2 separate regions of the Homo sapiens genome follow, and region 2 is linked to region 1. Evidence: chromatin contacts called from ENCODE Hi-C data. All regions are on one chromosome and are shown on one strand. The core of a region is the stretch at or near the end of the contact, and the rest is flanking DNA. Distances in the headings are between cores, read along the strand shown. Region 1 holds the start of SH3RF3-AS1 (SH3RF3 antisense RNA 1). Region 2 has its middle 30 kb from the start of SOWAHC.

Evidence for each region. Hi-C counts contacts between places; a loop is a spot of excess contacts on that map. Pooled maps may share reads with other maps.
Region 2: a map of DLD1 shows a loop between it and region 1 (8-fold over the local background). The contact joins the enhancer-like site here to the promoter of SH3RF3-AS1 in region 1. A Hi-C loop is called at or near these places in 1 of 168 maps with a recorded cell type or tissue (DLD1), 2 of 37 single-sample maps with no recorded cell type and 2 of 50 pooled maps.

What each region holds. Positions count from the first base shown.
Region 1 is chr2:109,128,682-109,131,439 of GRCh38, reverse strand. It overlaps SH3RF3-AS1 (SH3RF3 antisense RNA 1), which reads left to right and starts at 1,321. Exons shown (of 1, transcript NR_029193.1): 1 at 1,321-2,758. SH3RF3 (SH3 domain containing ring finger 3) reads right to left here and starts at 2,235. Exons shown (of 10, transcript NM_001099289.3): 1 at 1,327-2,235. The coding sequence starts at 1,899. It also overlaps a transcript of RANBP2 not described here. RefSeq lists silencers at 2,220-2,419, 2,450-2,499, 2,510-2,579.
Region 2 is chr2:109,643,383-109,646,140 of GRCh38, reverse strand. It overlaps a transcript of RANBP2 not described here. Among named protein-coding and RNA genes, the nearest start is that of SOWAHC, 30 kb to the right of the region's middle. Within about 2 kb of position 1,385, at least 16 of the 41 ENCODE cell types and tissues checked have a DNase peak (open chromatin) inside an H3K27ac peak, as active enhancers do.

The DNA.
Region 1 (2,758 bases), core at 72-2,571:
ATAAATACCTTACATCAAAAACAGCAAGGCCAGGAAGGAAAAGTTTGAAAATTTCTAACGCAAGCATTTAGCTGGATTTAATCACAATTAAAACCAAAGAAAAAAATTCCCCTTCAGCAGTGCCCCCCAAGTGACCCCCAGTGACTATCCTTGACTGTCCCCATTCTTCCTGATCCATAGAAAAAAAAACCCATTGCAGCAAAGTATGGCATTTAACTCAAGCTCAACATCCAAGGGTTTAAGTTCCTAACCTTAACCTTAGAGATTTGCAGTACTGCCTAATCCAGGTGCTAGAATGTTCCCAGCATTTCAGGATTACACATAGTGGAAGGACTAGGCATCACCAACTCCTTAAATGGTCAAAAGTAGAGGAATAAAGTTGTGTTTCTAAAGCAAATGATTATTCCAATAGATAATGTATTTTTTTTAACATTTAAGTGCTTTTCTCCATTTAAAGAAATTAACAAAACCCGGGTCCTTTCTTTTCTCATTTAAACCAGCATCCCATGCCCTCTCTCCTGGTAACTGTTCACAAGGTGGCAAGGGTGTGTAATAAGAAGCTGTAAGAAGCTTTTAAAACCAAATCATTGAAGCCATCCAGAGAAGATCTTTCGTCTAAAACAGAAGCAGCGAAGGCCCTAAAATGCGGCTGTACCAAAAATAATAATAATAAATATAAATGACCCCCGTGGGAATGCAACCCTGCCTGGGAGCCCAGGAGAAGACCTTGGCTTCTGGTTAGACACTGCCAAGTCCAAAAGGGCTGGGTCAAAAGGCTCCTGGGGCCTCCAGATTAACTCCTTCCAGACTACTAGAAGCATTCCTCCAAACCCCAGTCCCACTCTGCCTTCTGCCCTCCCCTCCTTAGCCACACCGCAGGCAGGAGGCCCGCGGGCTTCCCAGAGCAGCCATCAGAGCCCTGTCAGAAACGTTAAGGGCTAACTTTTCTCTAGGCAGGCCCAGGGTGTGCAGAGGGAGTGTCTGGGGACCCAGAGGAAGAAGGTCCCCGTTTCTAGGGAGACGCAAGGGCGATGCTAAGTTTAAGAGGCAGGGTAACAAGTCCGGCCAAGGAATCGGGGGTGAGCGACGGGACAGGAAGGCGTGCCCACTCCACAGGAGGATGGGACACACGTGAACAAGCGGCGAGCTGCCCAGGGGCCGGATGCCGCCACCAAGCAAGCGAAGTTGGAGGAAGAGCAACAGCGGAGTGGGCCAACGCAGGACCACCCGTGGTCTCCTCCGCACCTCATCACTGCCCCCCACGCCCAAGCACCCACCCACACACTCCCACGTGCCGTGGCCACTTCCGCCGAGACAGATACTCACCTTTGCCGCCGGCGCGGTCCTGCTGGTCGCCAGCTCCCGCAGACTGCCGGCGGTGCTGCCCGCGGCCGCGGAGAGGAAAACCGGGGAACCCGGGGTGCTGCCTGCCGCGCCGCCCCCGCCGCCCGCGAGCGTGGGGGCCGCACTCTGGCCTGGGATGGGACGCGCGGGCGGGCTGCCGCCGGGGCTGGTGCCCGCGCGGGGCCGCTGACGGATGCCGTCCAGCAGTCGCACCAGCAAGATGTTGGCGGGCAGTTCGTCCACGCCGCAGCCCACCAGGATGCGGCACTCGGGGCAGCGCAGCTCGTGGCGCGAGCACACGATGCTCTCCAGGCAGCGGCGGCAGAAAGTGTGTTGGCATGGCAGCACCTTGGCCGTGGTGTCCAGGCGCTCCAGACACACGGAGCACTCCAGCAGGTCCAGCAGCGACGACTCGTCCATGTCCTCGCCCGCCCCCGCGGCGGTGGCCGCCGCCCGACGCCGCCGTCGCTCGCCTGGCCTGTCCTCGTCGCCCTCGCTCTGCGCAGCAGCGGCGGCCGCCTTGGATGCGCACAGCCAGGACGCTCCGAGCAGCATGGGGGAGGCGCCCGCAGCGGTCTCGCGCGGCTGCCTAGGTCCCGGGGCCGGCGTGGAGCCCGCCACCGGCAGCCAGCATCAGGACTGGGGAGCCGGGCTCCGCCGTGACTTTCTTCACCCCGGCTGGTGGCCCGATGCTAGGGCTGTGGCGGTGCGAAGTGGCTCACCGACCGGCCTGCGTGGCGGGGACCGGCCTGCGTGGCGGGGACCGGCCAGCCGAGCCCGCCCAGTCCTGAGCGCAGCGCCTGCGGCTGCGGGCTACACCTGTCCCGCCGCAAGTCCGCCCCGCGCGGGGGACCGGGGGTGCTGCCGGGCACGAAGCTCAACGGGTTCTGTGCTGCAAGCGGCGGCTCGCGCCTGGGAGACCAGCGGCAGGAAGTGCGGGCAGCGGCCGGCCAGGTCCCCGGGGAGGCCGGGGCGCGGCGTGCACGCTCCTCCGCGCAGCTGGCGAGCCGCACCGCCCCCGCGGCACCTCCATGCGCCCCTGGCCTGCTCGCTAGTCGCTGTCCTCCAGAGGATTCAGCAGGACCGTTCCTCTTCCTCGGCCGCGAGCACGTGCGCGGGGGTGCGCGCGGAGGTCACGGTCACTGCGGGGCTCAGGGAAGGAGGCGCCGTGCCTGCAGGACTTCCCTTCGCTTGGGCGCAAGCCGGCGATTAGCCTGGTCCCCTAGGACATCTCCAGGGCTCCGGGGAACCTCTCCTGCGCAGGCTTGGCCCTGCCTCCTCCAAGCGTCCGAGTCTTTTTCGGCTTTTCGTGAGCCTCAGAGAGGGACGTTTCCTGCCAACGCTGCTGCGAAGGAAAGTTTGGGCGGCGTTATCCCGACTGCCTTCCTCGCCAGCGCCGGCGAGCAGCTTGGGG
Region 2 (2,758 bases), core at 136-2,635, 510 kb before region 1:
AACAGAACATAGCCTAGGGTGAGAGCATGGTAGATTGCCTCAGAAGGACCAAATGCCGGAGGAGGGAAGGTTGGGGACAGCATTCCGGCCCCAGCCGGTAGAGCTCAGCTGGTGTCAGGCTTCACGTTTCCTTTGACTTTAGCTCCCTTGAGTTCTCCCTGGTGTCTGTGAAGTTTTCATGAGCATTTCAGCCTTTTTTGGCTGCGTTGAGAGTTTTGTCTACACTCCGAGCATAGAGTTTGAAATGGGAATGGCGCACCCCTGAGAGCCAGTATGTGGGAGACAGCCATAATCAAATAATTACAATGAACACTCATGCTGGACTTACCGGGTATAGACACAGCTTCATCTATGTTCACAGATTCTAACCTCCAAGCAGCTCTAGGAGGTAGGCACTAGTAATAACTATTTTTGACTGATGAGGAAATTGAGGCAGAAAGAGGTTTGTCCACATATTTAAGTGAAGGGTCGGGAATTCCAGTCTAGACAGGCTGACTCTTGAGTCCAGGCAGGGGACCCTGAGCCTGTCGCACCTCTCAGGAATCCAAGCTTCAGACCATGTGGCAGCCTGAGCTTGCAGGTACAGCCAGGCTTGGTTTGTTTAGCACATCTCCCCGGAAAGCCTTCTTTCAGAAGCAAACTGAGGAGGACCCGCATTTACTTTTGTAAGGCGTAGTTTCGCTTACTAATGACAGCAACAATTGGCTTTACACAGAGAACAAAATCTCAGGCTGAAAGGGTGAATTTCAGGCATCTCTCATCAGGGATTTGGCCAGAAGGGGCTGGGTGCCCACTCTGTGCCAATTCTAAGACTCCTTGCTGTTCTAGATTAAGGTTGCTGAATTTACGTACTAAGTGGAGGGGTATTTGCAACCTCCCTTCACTCTGTAAGCTAATTTACATTTAAACCTTGGTTGCCTCTCGCTGGCAACTAAGGCTCCACAACAGCCGTCAAGGAATTAATTTCTGGGGCCCATGAAGGCGTGCCTGAGAAATAAAAGTGCTGTGGGAGAATTTTGCCAACAGGCTGAAGAGCAACCTTGCTGCCATGCACACAGACATTTAGGATCCCGCTGGCTTGTGAATCCTGGCATAGTTGCTGGGGGCCACACAGTCGGGAGGCAAACAAAGCTGCTCAGTTAGCACTGCAGTGCTTTTCCTGGGAGTGGGAACTCGCAGGAGCAAACCAACTAGGGAAACGTCCCTAAAGTAGACAGCTTCACCAGAGTGGTTATTGTTGACTTCCTCTTCTGGTTGTTTAAAGTGACAGGCCTTGGGGCTTAGGATCTTGTGATCTAGAAAGCAAATATTGACAAGCAGCCGGGGGGAGGCAGGGCAGAAAACAAGGTCCAGGTTTAGATGACAGCTCCGCTAAGAAAAGTGGAGGGCAGGCCGCAGGCTGACATTCCAGTCCCAGCGGCCTCATCCAGGCAGCCTTGCTGTGACTGCCCGGGAAAACAGTGTTTCACATGCCCTTGGGGATAAAGAGAACACAGGAGCCAGTTCACAGTTCTGAATGTGGTTACTACAAAAGCCCACTTTCTTTTCTATTCTTTTTTTCCCTTGGAGCTATTTTGCAGACAGTTTTTAAGCAATTTTTCTTTAGATTCTGAAAAACCCCAACTCTAACACAAACTACTTTTCTTTAACCATATTCTCTACCTTAGTGATCTGATAAGAGGCCATGGTTTTCAATACCATTGGAACCGCCCGAGGCATTCACCTCGCCAGCTGCCTAGACAGAGTAGATTCATCAACACAGGGAAATTGCAATAGTGAAAGAGAAATTCGTGCAGAGTCAGCTGTGCAGGAGACTGGAGTCTGATTTTTTTTTTGAGACGAGTCTCACTCTGTTGCCCAGGCTGGAGTGCAGTGGCGTGATGTCAGCTCACTGCAAACTCCACCTCCTGGGTTCAAGAGATTCTCCTGCCTCGGCCTCCGGAGTAGCTGGGACTACAGGCGTGCACCACCACGCCTGGCTAAGTTTTTAGTTTTTTTTTGTTTTTTTGTTTTTTTTTTTGAGACAGAGTCTCACTCTGTCGCCCAGGCTGGAGTGCAGTGGTGCGATCTCAGCTCACTGAAACCTCCGCCTCCTGGGTTCAAGCGACTCTCCTGCCTCAGCCTCCCGAGTAGCTGGGATTGCAGGCGCCTGCCACCATGCCCGGCTAATTTTTGTATTTTTAGTAGAGATGGGGTTTCACCATGTTGGTCATGCTGGTCTTGATCTCCTGACCTCGTGATCCGCCTGCCTAGGCCTCCCAAAGGGCTGGGATTACAGGTGTGAGCCACTGAGCCCAGCCCAGAGTTCTATTATTACTCAAATGAGTCTCCCCAAGCATTCAGGAAACAGGGTTTTTTGTTTGTTTGTTTGTTTTTGAGAGGGAGTCTCACTCTGTGGCCCAGGCTGGAGTGCAGAGGTGTGATCTCAGTTCACTGCAACCTCCACCTCCTGGGTTCCAGTGATTCTCCTGCCTCAGCCTCCCAAGTAGCTGGGACCACAGTCACGTGCCACCACGCCTGGCTAATTTTTTTTTTGTATTTTTAGTAGAGATGGGGTTTCACCACGTTGGCCAGGCTGGTCTGAAACTCCTGATCTCAGGTGATCTGCCAGCCTTGGCCTCCCAAAGTGCTGGGATTACAGGTGTGAGCCGCTGCGCCCAGCCTTTGGCAGGCTTCTTTACTGCAACCTGCTTTATCAGCAAGGTCTTTAAGACCTGTATCTTGTGCCGACCTCCTATGTCATCCTGTGACTTATAAT